4 separate regions of the Homo sapiens genome follow, and regions 1, 2 and 4 are each linked to region 3. The links are chromatin contacts, found by Hi-C or POLR2A ChIA-PET in ENCODE. All regions are on one chromosome and are shown on one strand. Each heading gives the region's core, a stretch centred on a gene start or an enhancer-like site at or near the end of the contact. The rest is flanking DNA. Distances are from core to core; before and after follow the strand shown. Region 1 has its middle 39 kb from the start of SOST. Region 2 holds the start of TMEM101 (transmembrane protein 101). Region 3 holds the start of DBF4B (DBF4B-CDC7 kinase regulatory subunit). Region 4 has its middle 35 kb from the start of LINC02210.

Region 1 (2,878 bases), core at 339-2,838, 990 kb before region 3:
CGCGCTTGTGTGCTGCCTCGGGCTGTGTCTCCAAATGTCAGTACTTGAGAGTGAGGAGGCCACCTCCCCTGCATTGATCTGTTCTGGCTGAGTTTAAAGCACAGATCTTGGTCATCAGGTTTTTTTAACTTCGGCTTTGGAGACAACATTCTTTTTTTTTTTTTTTTTAGATGGAGTCTCGCTCTGTCGCCCAGGCTGGAATGCAGTGGTGCGATCTCCGGTTCATGCCATTCTCCTGCCTCAGCCTCCCAAGTACCTGGGATTACAGGCGCCCACCACCATGCCCGGCTAATTTTTTTGTATTTTTTTAGTAGAGACGGGGTTTCACCGTGTTAGCCAGGATGGTCTCAATCTCCTGACCTTGTGATCCGCCCGCCTGGGCCTCCCAAAGTGCTGGGATTACAGACGTGAGCCACCGCGCCCGGCCCCAACATTCTTTTTTGCTTGGGATAAACCCTCTTCAGGCTGTTAATCAATATAGATAAAAGTATACTGTTCTATTCTTTCTTCTCAAGTCATTTTCAATGCTTTCTCTGCATGGGCAATGCCAAAATCCCATTGAGCATGTTCTCTCTGAGGTCAGGGTTTCCAAATCTTTTGTTTCTCAGAGTGATTGCTGGCTTGTTTGGTTGCCTCAGCCAGTAATTCTTCATACCGCTTATGACCTTTATACTCCTGTACCCATTTTTCATGAACCCACACCCTCTCTGGCTGTTTGCTAAAACACTGGACATGATATTTTCGGGCACCTCCTGTGTTAATTTTGGTATGAACCTCCAGCTGGGGATCACTTCAATCCATACAAGGCCAGCACGGATAGGTTCCCACCTTGGACCACACAAGATCACCAACTTGAAACTTAACACCAGTGGACACTTCTGTTGTTGGAACAGAAGATAGTATTGGCTGAACTGGGGCTTCCTCTTTTAGTACTGGATCTTCCCTTGGTTTTTCTGATATGGTGTGAACCCTCTCATTTGGTCTATTTTGTTCCTCTGGTTCTAATTTGGGGATTTTGTGTGACTTGCGCTCTTCAGATCTTGATGAGTCATGCTTTTTGGGTTTTTTCCTCTTTTCTTTTCTGCTTTCATGCTTTGACTTCGTGTGCTCACTTGCCTGTACTTCATTTAAAAGGTCTCCACAAAGGGAAGACTTGAACAATTCCCTGCCATTCTGGATAGTTTTGGTTATTTTTAGTTTAACTTCAGGTGAGCCACTCTTCTTTGGAATCACAGTTTGTGGTACCGAAGTGGTGGCTGTGGAGGGGAAGGGTTTTCTAGAATTTAATGTGGTCTTCTGTTTAGAATTTCTGAATGGTAATAGTCAGTGGGGCTAAAGTTTCTAGCTGCGCCAAAGTCATTGGCTGACCCATTAGGATATTGATTATGCGACTGGTATTTGGTTTGAATTTCATACATGCTGATTGATGGCAGGTAGCCATTTGTGAGTGGAGGAAGATCTGTTGTAGGTGAGTATTGAAAGCTTTGCTGCAAGGTAGCTTCGTATGGTGTCTGGCCACCATCTTCAGCAATGTCAATTTTGTTATCAAAGGCATCCTCCTGACGGATGCTGGCGGAGTCAGTGAGTTGAGGTGGTTGTTGAACTGTGTTTCCCGTGATCCCTTGCATGAAAGAGAAAGAGAAATCCATTGTTCTGCTCCAGCATTCTTAACTTTCCCTTTCTCTCATCGGGCCTTCAGTTTGTCCCGTTCTAACCGCCCGGCCGTCTCAATGCGATCACAGGAGGGACACGGAGATCGAGGAGGGCCACAGCCGGACCAGGCCAGGCGTGCTGCGGCAGGAGGAAGGCTCCGGAGGTGGGGTGGGAAGGGGAGGCCGAGAGACGGGTGTCGCCGCGCCCCCGCTGCCGCCAGAGAGGAGCCTACGGCTGGCAGCCTGGCCTGGGCAGCAGGGTCCTCGGCGCTCGGCTGGGAAATCGCACGTCTCTCCGCGGTGACCTGTGCACAGCCCCTGGGCCTCCGCCTCCGTGCTGGCAGCCTCCGCCTCAGCGCACAAAGCCCCGTCACCCCGACTCTCGGGGCGCCGCCGCCGCCAAATCCTCAGCCCCTCCCTCATTGGCCGCGGCGTCTGCCGGGAAGTGCAGTCCCGGGTTTGGGGCGATGGAGCCCAGGAGGAAGCGGCGAGTCAGCGCGGCGGAAAGGGCGGAGGGGACGGAGGGGGCGGAGGGGACGAACCACGAACGCCCGCGGCCGCGAGGGTCTGGACGACAAAGGAGAGACTAGGCGAGAGGGCTTGTTGCTTTTTTTTTTTTTTTTTTTTTTTTTTTTTTTTTTGAGACGGAGTCTCGCTCTGTCACCCAGGCTGGAGTGCAATGGCGCGATCTCGGCTCGCTGCAACCTCCGCCTCCCGGGTTCAAGCGATTCTCCTGCTTCAGCCTCCGAGGAGCTGGGATTACGGGGGCGCGCCTCCACGCCCAGCTAATTCTTTGTACTTTTAGTAGAGATGGGGTTTCACCATGTTGGCCAGGCTGGTATCGAACTCCTGACCTCGCGATCCACCCGCCTTGGTGTTGCACTTTTATAACTCTTTTTACCTTCTCACCAAACTAGCATTTAGGAAAAAAAAAAAATCAACAAAAACAAAACAAAAAAACCAAAAACCTCTATCAGTCATTTACACGTTAGTTGGAAATAATTTAGACCAGTGTGGCTCTCCTTCGCAGAACACATTCAGTCCTCTGTGATTATTAGAAGCAAGGTTCACCTTTTGATCTTGGTTAAAGAAATTTCAGGCTAAATTTCTGGGGAGGAGATGTATTTCAGGTTCCAGGATCCCAGAATTGCTCTGCACAAGTCACAGCCATCCTTGTTCCCTGAAGTCTCTGTTGGCTGCACCATGTCTGCTGCTCCTTTATGAGT
Region 2 (2,700 bases), core at 2-2,501, 690 kb before region 3:
AGAACCCAGACACAATGTGTTTCTCCCTTCCCCACTCTCAGATCTGTAGACTCTAATCTTGGTGTTCTTTATTCTACATGGCATGGGATCTATGCCACAAAAACATTGATCTTGCTGCCCTGTAGCTGTTCACACATCTTCCTCCCCTAAGGGTCTGACAGTCTCTTCCTCAAGGACAGTGCCTTTGTCCAACCTTATCTCCAGCCTGCAGGGCCTGGCACAGGTTCTGGCTTAAATGCTATACTAACAGTAATTACATTTTCATAAAATTTATTTTATGAAAACTAGGTACTCTCCAAGGTCCTTTGTACCCCATGAGTCTGAGATTACTAAACTAACAGTTTAAAAGATTCTGGGAACCAGGTGACCGGGGTTCTGGTCCCACCAGTATCCTGTATTGTGGCTTTGGGAAAGTCTGTTTCCCATCTCTAGACCTCAGTTTCCACACTTTGAAGAGGAAGTTTGTGTGGTCTCTAAGATCCATTTCTGCGCTCTGTAATCTCCATAAGCCAAGGGGTTCGAACCTCCCAGGCTTCACACTGTGCAGCTGGCCAGCACCATTCATCGCCCACCAACAGCCCTGGGCATTGGCCTCTGATTCCCCGTCACCCAGAGGGAAGACCCTTTTGGGGCCGAGGCGCTCACCTTCAGCCAGTCCCCGTAGTGGACGTAGCCCCCGATGTAGGCGGCGTAGGTGCTAATGGCCAATTGGAGTGCGGCCCCCAGCGCGAACCAGCGCCGCTTCACGCCAAAGGACATGAAACTAGCGCACAGCACGGCTGCCCCCATGTCGAAATACAGGTAAGGCACTGGGATGTCGGGCTTCCTGCGAGCCGGGAGTGGGGAAGCAACGAGGACAGAATGAAGCGGTGGGGGAAGAAGCTTGAGACCCCTTGAGTTCCCACAGGCTCCACTGCTCCCCCAAACCAGACTCCCCTCCCATGGGCAGGACCGCCCTACCAGATTTGGTCCGACACCCAGACCAGAACCCCTCCCAGGGAGGTCCCAATTCCTCCCAGTTCAAGGGTCCCGACTTCTAGCCCCCAATTTCTTGCCCACATCACCGCCCCCTGCCGCGTTTAGCGGCTGCGTAGGCCTGCTCACCGGCGTGCCTCAGCCCTCTCAGCGTACAGCATGAGCTGGCTGAAGCAGCCCCAAAAGGGGCAGCGTGTGAGCAGCACCGAACCCAACTGCATGATCAGCTGCAACATCCACCGTCTCGAACCTATCTTCGACGCCATCTTGGGAAAGGGCAGTCCGCTGCGGCCTCACCCCAGTCAGAGAAGCAGGCGCGGGGATGGGACACGCAGCTTCCGGGTCAAGCGCTTTTTCTTTTTCCTCCCGGAAACAACGGTGTCATTCTCTAGTTCCGGATCTAAGGTGACCCAGTTGCGAAGTCCAGCCTTCTCGTCTGCTCATGGAGCCTTCAGGGCCATATTTGTCCCTGCGAATTTGAAAACTAGACTAGAGGAAGGAACAGTGGGTTCAGGATAGCAGAAGTCTTGGACCGTAGTATGATGTATTGAAGCAAACTGGTCTTTGAATGCAGCCCGATCAGGGCCCTAATCCTGATTCCAACCCTGTGTGATTCTGGGCACATCACCTAAACTTTATGAGACTCATCATGAAATGGGGATAATTACACCTACCTCAGAGTTGTGAACTTTTTTTTTCTTTTTTTTTTGTTTTGTTTTGTTTTTGAGACGGAGTCTCACTCTGTCGCCTAGGCTGGAGTGCAATGGCACGATCTTGGCTCACTGTAACCTCCGCAACCTGGGTTCAAGCGATTCTCCTGCCTCAGCCTCCTGAGTAGCTGAGACTACAGGCTCTCGCCACCACGCCCGGCTAATTTTTTGTATTTTTAGTAGAGACGGAGTTTCACCGTCTTAGCCAGGATGGTCTCGATCTCCTGACTTCGTGATCCGCCCGCCTCGGCCTCCCAAAGTGCTGGGATTACAGGCATGAGCCACCGCGCCAGGCCAGAGTTGTGAACTTTAAATGTGACAAGGTCGGTCCTAGTACATAGTAGTGGTTCAATAAATGATACACATAACGCACCAGAGGAAACCCCCGTTTCTGTTAAGATCAAAGTAAGGGGTCCTCCTGGCTCAAAGTCACCTCTTTGGGTTTGCCTTTTGCCTGTGCCCTGAGAGAAAAAGGAGATCTGAACATCTGGGACATCTCAAGTCAGTCCATTTCTCCAGCTGCCATGCTCCCGCTGTAACCCAAATTGTCATACTTTGTCAGTTTAATTGCAGCAGACATCCAGGTGGTCTCTGCATTCCCCTCCAGTGTGTTCTCAGCCCCTTCTCCCACGCCCCACCCGTTTATATGTTCTCATAACATCAGCTACCTTCCTTTGAATCACTTGGCACGGTGGCAATTAGATAGATAGATAGATATAGATACACACGCACACACACACACACACACATATATATATATCTGCTTTACATATATATGCTTTTTTTTTATTTTTGAGACAGGGTCTCACTGTGTCACCCAGGCTGGAGTGCAGTGGTGCGATCTTGGCTCACTACAGCCTACACCTCCCAGGTTCAAGCGATTCTCCTGCCTCAGCTTCCCAAGTAGCTGGGATTACTGGCGCTTGCCACCACACCCGGCTAATTTTTATTTTTAGTGGAGACAGGGTTTCACCATGTTGGCCAGGCTGCTCTCGAACTCCTAACCTCAAGCGAT
Region 3 (2,767 bases), core at 158-2,657:
GGCCTGAACCCGGGAGGCAAAGGTTGCAGTGAGCCAAGATTGCGCCACTGCACTCCAGCCTGGGCGACAGAGCGAGACTCCCTCTCAATAAAAAAATAAATAAATATAAAAACTATCACTCTGGTTGCTGAATGGAGAATGGATTATACTGGGGAGAGATAGGAAGCTACTCGGGAGTAGAAGTGAAGAATTGACCGCAGTACTTTAGGCAAGAAATGATAGCAGCTTGAACTAGGGTGGTGGTGGTCTGATTCCAGATGTACTTTGGAGGCAGAGTTAGTAGGATTTTTTTCTTGGAGTGGGGATGGGCACAAGGGAAAGTACTGAAAGACAACTTCTAGGTTTTTGGTTTGAGCAACTGGGTGAATGATTGTGACATTTGAGTAAACAGTAACATTTTACTGAGAGGGGAAGACCTGGGGGGAGAACAGGTGGTTTTTTGACAGGGGCAGCGAAACAAATGTTCTGTTTTGAATGTGTTCAGCCTGAGGTGCCTATTAGACATCCAAATTGAAATAGCCAGTAGGCACTTGAATATGTGAGTCTGGAGATCAGACAGGTCAGAGCTACAGAAAATCTGAAGGTGTGGCAGAGCTGAATTGTAAAGCTGTGGAGCTGGATGAGATCTCCTAGGGAGATAAGGGAGAGGGATAAGGGCTAAAGCGTTGGCATACTCCAAAATATATAGGTGAACAGTGGCTTTGGATCCAGCAAAGGGGACTGAGGAGGAACCATTGAGATAGGGAAAAAAACGGTAGAGTGCTGAGTCATGGAAGCAAAAAGAAGAAAGTATTTCAAAGAAGGAATAGTCCATCTATAAGTTGGATATGATAAGGATAGTATTTCAGACTGTGGAAATCACAGTTGACCTGGATAAGTACAGTTTTTGTGGGGAGGTCCCCAGCTCTCCACTGAATGATCTCTTATTAGATCAAATTTGATCTCTAATTAGCAGTCTAATTAGATGGGTTGAAGAAAAGATGGGAAGTGAGGGATAAAGATACGTCTTTTGAGAAGTTTTGTTGGGCAGGTAATAATTGAAGAACGGGAGGGGGACAAAAATGTGAAGATGAAATGATGTGTAAGTGAAATCTTTATGTAAACTGCAAATGCTCTGCAAGTGTTAGGCTTATTTTGTTATTTAGTATTCAAACTTCTAGGAATTTCAATGCAGCTCAGTGTGAAGAATCACTAAAAAGCGACCACTAGTCCTCAACTTGAGGGCCATTAAGGGGCAAAGCCGTCTAGCCAGTGAAGAGCCAAGAAATGAAGAGACGGTTTGAGAAGACGTAGGCGGTGGGGGAACGGAAAGAGGAATCGCGAAACTAATATTGTCCTTCCAAGGACACCGTAGGGCGGATCTCGCAGCTACGGCGTTCTTTTAGGGGTGGAGCCGGCAGGAAATTTAAACTGAAGCCGCGGCCGAAAACGCCAAGAGATTGATGCTGTAGCTGCCCTGAGATAACCAGGACTGTGGAATCGGGAAGAGCTCATGGAGCTCGCGAATGTAATACGGAGGCCTCTGAGGAAGGAGTACGGAGGCCGAGAAGGAGCCGGCATTTGATGAGCGAACCGGGAAAGGGTACGGATGCCGGGAAGGGGAGAAAGAAAGGCGGAAGGGGTCGTTAATAGCTGAGGCGAGGTGCGGAGTCGTGGAGGGGGCTTAGGAAGTGACCAGCGGGTAGGTGCCGAAGCTGAGGAGGGTATAGGGGCCGGGAAGGAGCCACAGGAGTTGAGGGGACCGAGGAATGAAGGTGGCAGAGGAACGTAGGGGACAACAGCCTGGAGGGATGTATGGAGATTGAGATGGACAGGAGGTGGCCAAGAGGTCACGGCCGTTGACTGAACGGAGTCTGAAAGGAGGCGGAGGGCATGAGGGGCAAGAGCCTGGCGGGAGTCGCGGGATGTAGGTCGGAATGGAGTTGAGTCTTGCTGTTCCCAGGAGTCGCGTTTCTGTGCGCGTTTTGGGAGACAGTAGTGGGCGGGAGGCATGGAAGTTCCAAGGGTTGGTGAAGATGGTTGAGTTGCTGTTATGTCCTTTCTCAGGAGACGATTGCCTCGAGCTGGAGAGTTCCATGGCTGAGAGTAGGCTCCGGGCCCCGGACCTAGGTGGGTAACAGGACAGAACTAGGGACGTGAGGTGAAAATTGCCCCAGGGTCTCTTGGAGAAGACCGAAAAATGTTCCCCCTGTTGGAGTTTTCGATCACTCAGTGTTTTTATGTACTTATTTATTCATTTTATTTATTGGGATGGGGTCTTGCTGTGTTGGCCAAGCTGGTCTCAAACTCCTGGCCTCAAGCAGTTCTCCTGCCTAGGCCTCCCAAAATGCTGGGATTACAGGTGTGAGCCACTTCACCAGGCCCACTTAGTGGTTTTATGTGTGTGTGTGTATGGACGCAGCATCATAGACCGTTTTGGGATTCATGATAAAGGTCAAGTAAGAGTCATATTATGAACAAGATTAACAGACAGATGTGGAGTCAGGATAGAGTGACTTATTAAATATATAAATTAATACATTCATAGTTGTTTACAATAAAATCCTTAAGTTAAACACTGCTACCTAATTAGGTAAGTATTTTAGCACATGGCACTTCCCTCCGTACTGCCCCTTTAGTTAATATCATCTAGTTGGCCGGGCGCGGCTGCTCACGCCTGTAATCCCAGCACTTTGGGAGGCCAAGGCGGGCGGATCACGAGGTCAGGAGATTGAGACCATCCTGGCTAACACAGTGAAACCCCATCTCTACTAAAAATACAAAAAAT
Region 4 (2,777 bases), core at 72-2,571, 880 kb after region 3:
ACCAAAACAATTTTGAATCAGATGAATTACCAAATTTCGTTGGGTCTTGTTTGGCTTTCTGCTTTGCTTTTTAATCAGCCATTTACCAGAAACTGTTGCACGGGCCCGTTAGCACTCGAAGAATAAAAACAAACACACAAGACCAGATAAGGTTCCCCTACTAACCCAAATGATCCGTTTCCTTAACATAATTTTAAAACCACAGCTAGGGGTGTGAAAACAGATTGTGGCACACAATCTGTCCAAATCCTTAATTCCCTTTTAAGGAACAGATATATAATAAAAATCCGAAAGGAACCACATTAGAAATGAAAAGAGGTTTGCAAAACAAGAGGCTTCTTTCATTCCAGAAAACTACCAAAACAAGGGGAAAAAATGAAAGCAATGGATATGTGTTTGCCCAAGTTTCAATCTTGCCCGGTGGAGACACTACACTGGTACAAATTCTGAGGAGGAAAAAGAGGAGGTTGGCGGGAGGCGGGAAGAGAGAGCGAGTGTGGCCCGCCAACTGCAACAATGCAATCTCCATTTTGAACAATGCGCCTCTTTCCTCCTATAAATCTGGTTTTTTGCCACTTGATGTGCCCTCGCATTTCCCCTCTGGGGGTCGGCGGGGTTGGGGGGAGATCGGAGCAGGATGCACAGCACACGAGTGAGCAAAGGGGGAGGGCAGAGAAGGTGGGGAAGGAGTCTGCAGCAACTGGGCTGAGTGGGTACCTGGAGTGCTGCTGTAGGTACTATGGCTCCTGACGCTGCTTTCCGTGCAGTAACTGGCGTCCTCCTACACCACTTTGTTGACAGCCCTCCAGACCGCAGCCGTCCGGGCCAGGTGGCTGCCCCCGCCTCCCCCCGGCCGGGGCGCTGGTGCTGGGGTGGGGCCGGCGGCGGCGGCTTTCTCCGGCTACTGCTGCCCATCCTGGGCGAGCTCAGGCGCGTCTTGGGCGCCACCTCAGCCTGGCGGCGACCCACCTGCCCGGGCTGCTACCGCGTTGCCGCGAGCGGAACCCCGGATGGGTCCGGACGTGGGCAGCGGCAGCGGCGGCGGGGCCGGGGCGCAGCGCTCCGCAGAGGGAGCCGCGGGCTGCTTGGTCGGCCTGCCCCGCCGGCCCCTCATGTTGGAGCCGAGGCGGAGGGAGAAGGGAAAGCGGCCGGGAAGGGGCGGGCGCAATGGGCGCAGTGGGGGCGGCTGGGGCCGGGTGGGGAGGCCAGAGGGGCAGGGCAGGAGGGGCCCGGCCTGCGGAAGCGGTTGGAGGGAGAAGGCTCAATCCGAATGGCTGGGGCCCCACTGCGGATCGCCTTCAGCCTCCATCTCGTTTCTTCCGTTAACGGAGCGCGGTCACGTGAGCTGAGCAGCCTACGAGCCTGGGACGGGGCGAGGTGGCGCAGCGGCTGCTTGGGGGAGCGCGGGAGCATTGAGTCGGGGGCAGAGAGCCTGGGGCGCCGGGGCTGGGCGCAGCGAGGCGCGGCTGGACTCCGGGCTTGGTGGCGCGGTTGAGAGAGACGCGCAGCTGGCGAAATGCCCCGCGTCTAAGGCCTTCGGAGACCATAGTCTCCGCGGACCCCTGGCTGGAGCCCAAAGCCGGTCGGACCTCCTCCCTGCGTCTCCCCTTCCGCGGCTCGGAGAGGAAGGCAGGAGAGCCCCCAAATATTCCCCTCCCGCCCTCTAGGGAAACTGAAGCTGAAAGAACCAGCGAAAGAAAAAAAAGTCTCGGAGTGGGGCGGCCCGAGCGACCTAAGGGACGGGGCAGTGGCAGCGACCGAGGGAAATTAGTCGGGGTGGGGGAACAGGGAGACAAGCCCCCAGAATTTAGGAAACTCCTAAATTCTACTAAAAATACAAAAATTACCTGGGCATGGTGGCGGGTGCCTGTAATCCCAGCTACTTGGGAGGCTGAGGCAGGAGAATCGCTTGAACCCGGGAGGCGGAGGTTGCGGTGAGCCAAGATCCTGCCATTGCACTCCAGCCTGGAGAACAAGAGTGAAACTACGTCTCAAAAAAAAAGAGAATAGAGAGCCATGCAGTCCACGCGGGATTGTGAGCTGTGGTGTGAGAGGGTGAAGCCAGAGAACAAGGCGGCGCTGGAGGCGTGGGTCAGGCAGACAGGCATCGCCTGGTGCAGGTGAACGGGCAGAGGAAGTATGGCGGGCCACCCCCAGGCTGGGTGGGCAGCCCGCCGCCGGCTGGGTCAGAGGTGTTCATCGGGCGGCTGCCTCAGGAAGTGTATGAGCACCAGCTATCCTGCTGTTCCAGCGCGTGGGCCGCCTCTACGAGTTCCGCCTGATGATGACCTTCAGCGGCCTGAACCGCGGCTTCGCATATGCCCGCTGCAGCTCGCGGCGCGGCGCGCAGGCCGCCATCGCCCGCTGCACAACCACCCGCTGCGGCCGTCCTGCCCGCTGCTTCTGTGCCGCAGCACCGGGAAGTGTGAGCTGAGCGTTGACTGCCTGCCGCCGAATCTGACCCGCACCGCGCTGCAGCCCGCGCTGCAGCCGCTGGGTCCCGGCCTGCAGGAGGCGCGGCTGCTGCCCAGCCCCGGACCGGCGCCCGGGCAGATCGCTCTGCTCAAATTCAGCTCGCACTGGACCGCTGCCATGGCCAAAAAGGCCCTGGAGGAAGGGCAGCCACACCTCTGTGGAGAGCAGGTGGCTGTGGAGTGGCTCAAGCCAGAACTGAAGCAGCGACTTCGCCAGCAGCTTGTGGGTCCCTCCTTGTGGTCCCCACAGCCAGACGGCAGCCAGTTGGCCTTGGCAAGGGACAAGTTAGGGTCCCAAGGGGC

What was found. A loop is a pair of places that touch in the nucleus more often than their neighbours do. ChIA-PET counts read pairs that join two places held with the same protein, here RNA polymerase II (POLR2A). Pooled maps may share reads with other maps.
Region 1: a pooled map shows a loop between it and region 3 (7-fold over the local background). The contact joins the enhancer-like site here to the promoter of DBF4B in region 3. A Hi-C loop is called at or near these places in 5 of 50 pooled maps. POLR2A ChIA-PET finds 5 or more read pairs at or near these places in 3 of 52 experiments (CD8-positive, alpha-beta memory T cell, WTC11 and naive thymus-derived CD8-positive, alpha-beta T cell).
Region 2: a pooled map shows a loop between it and region 3 (5-fold over the local background). The contact joins the promoter of TMEM101 here to the promoter of DBF4B in region 3. A Hi-C loop is called at or near these places in 5 of 50 pooled maps. POLR2A ChIA-PET finds 5 or more read pairs at or near these places in 2 of 52 experiments (B cell and PC-9).
Region 4: a pooled map shows a loop between it and region 3 (4-fold over the local background). The contact joins the enhancer-like site here to the promoter of DBF4B in region 3. A Hi-C loop is called at or near these places in 2 of 50 pooled maps. POLR2A ChIA-PET finds 5 or more read pairs at or near these places in 2 of 52 experiments (GM12878 and Panc1).

What each region holds. Positions count from the first base shown.
Region 1 is chr17:43,718,788-43,721,665 of GRCh38, forward strand. It overlaps the pseudogene WHSC1L2P. Among named protein-coding and RNA genes, the nearest start is that of SOST, 39 kb to the right of the region's middle. RefSeq lists an enhancer at 1-377 and silencers at 1,817-1,886, 1,917-2,026, 2,177-2,236. Within about 2 kb of position 1,589, at least 34 of the 41 ENCODE cell types and tissues checked have a DNase peak (open chromatin) inside an H3K27ac peak, as active enhancers do.
Region 2 is chr17:44,013,712-44,016,411 of GRCh38, forward strand. TMEM101 (transmembrane protein 101) reads right to left here and starts at 1,252. Exons shown (of 4, transcript NM_032376.4): 1 at 1,105-1,252; 2 at 646-826. The coding sequence starts at 1,241. RefSeq lists an enhancer at 395-1,594.
Region 3 is chr17:44,707,258-44,710,024 of GRCh38, forward strand. It overlaps DBF4B (DBF4B-CDC7 kinase regulatory subunit), which reads left to right and starts at 1,408. Exons shown (of 14, transcript NM_145663.3): 1 at 1,408-1,582; 2 at 2,047-2,109. The coding sequence starts at 1,564. RefSeq lists enhancers at 1,214-1,728, 1,729-2,242.
Region 4 is chr17:45,583,855-45,586,631 of GRCh38, forward strand. It overlaps the pseudogene DND1P1. Among named protein-coding and RNA genes, the nearest start is that of LINC02210, 35 kb to the right of the region's middle. RefSeq lists an enhancer at 497-1,441. Within about 2 kb of position 1,322, at least 39 of the 41 ENCODE cell types and tissues checked have a DNase peak (open chromatin) inside an H3K27ac peak, as active enhancers do; they include GM12878, where a contact is called at or near this core.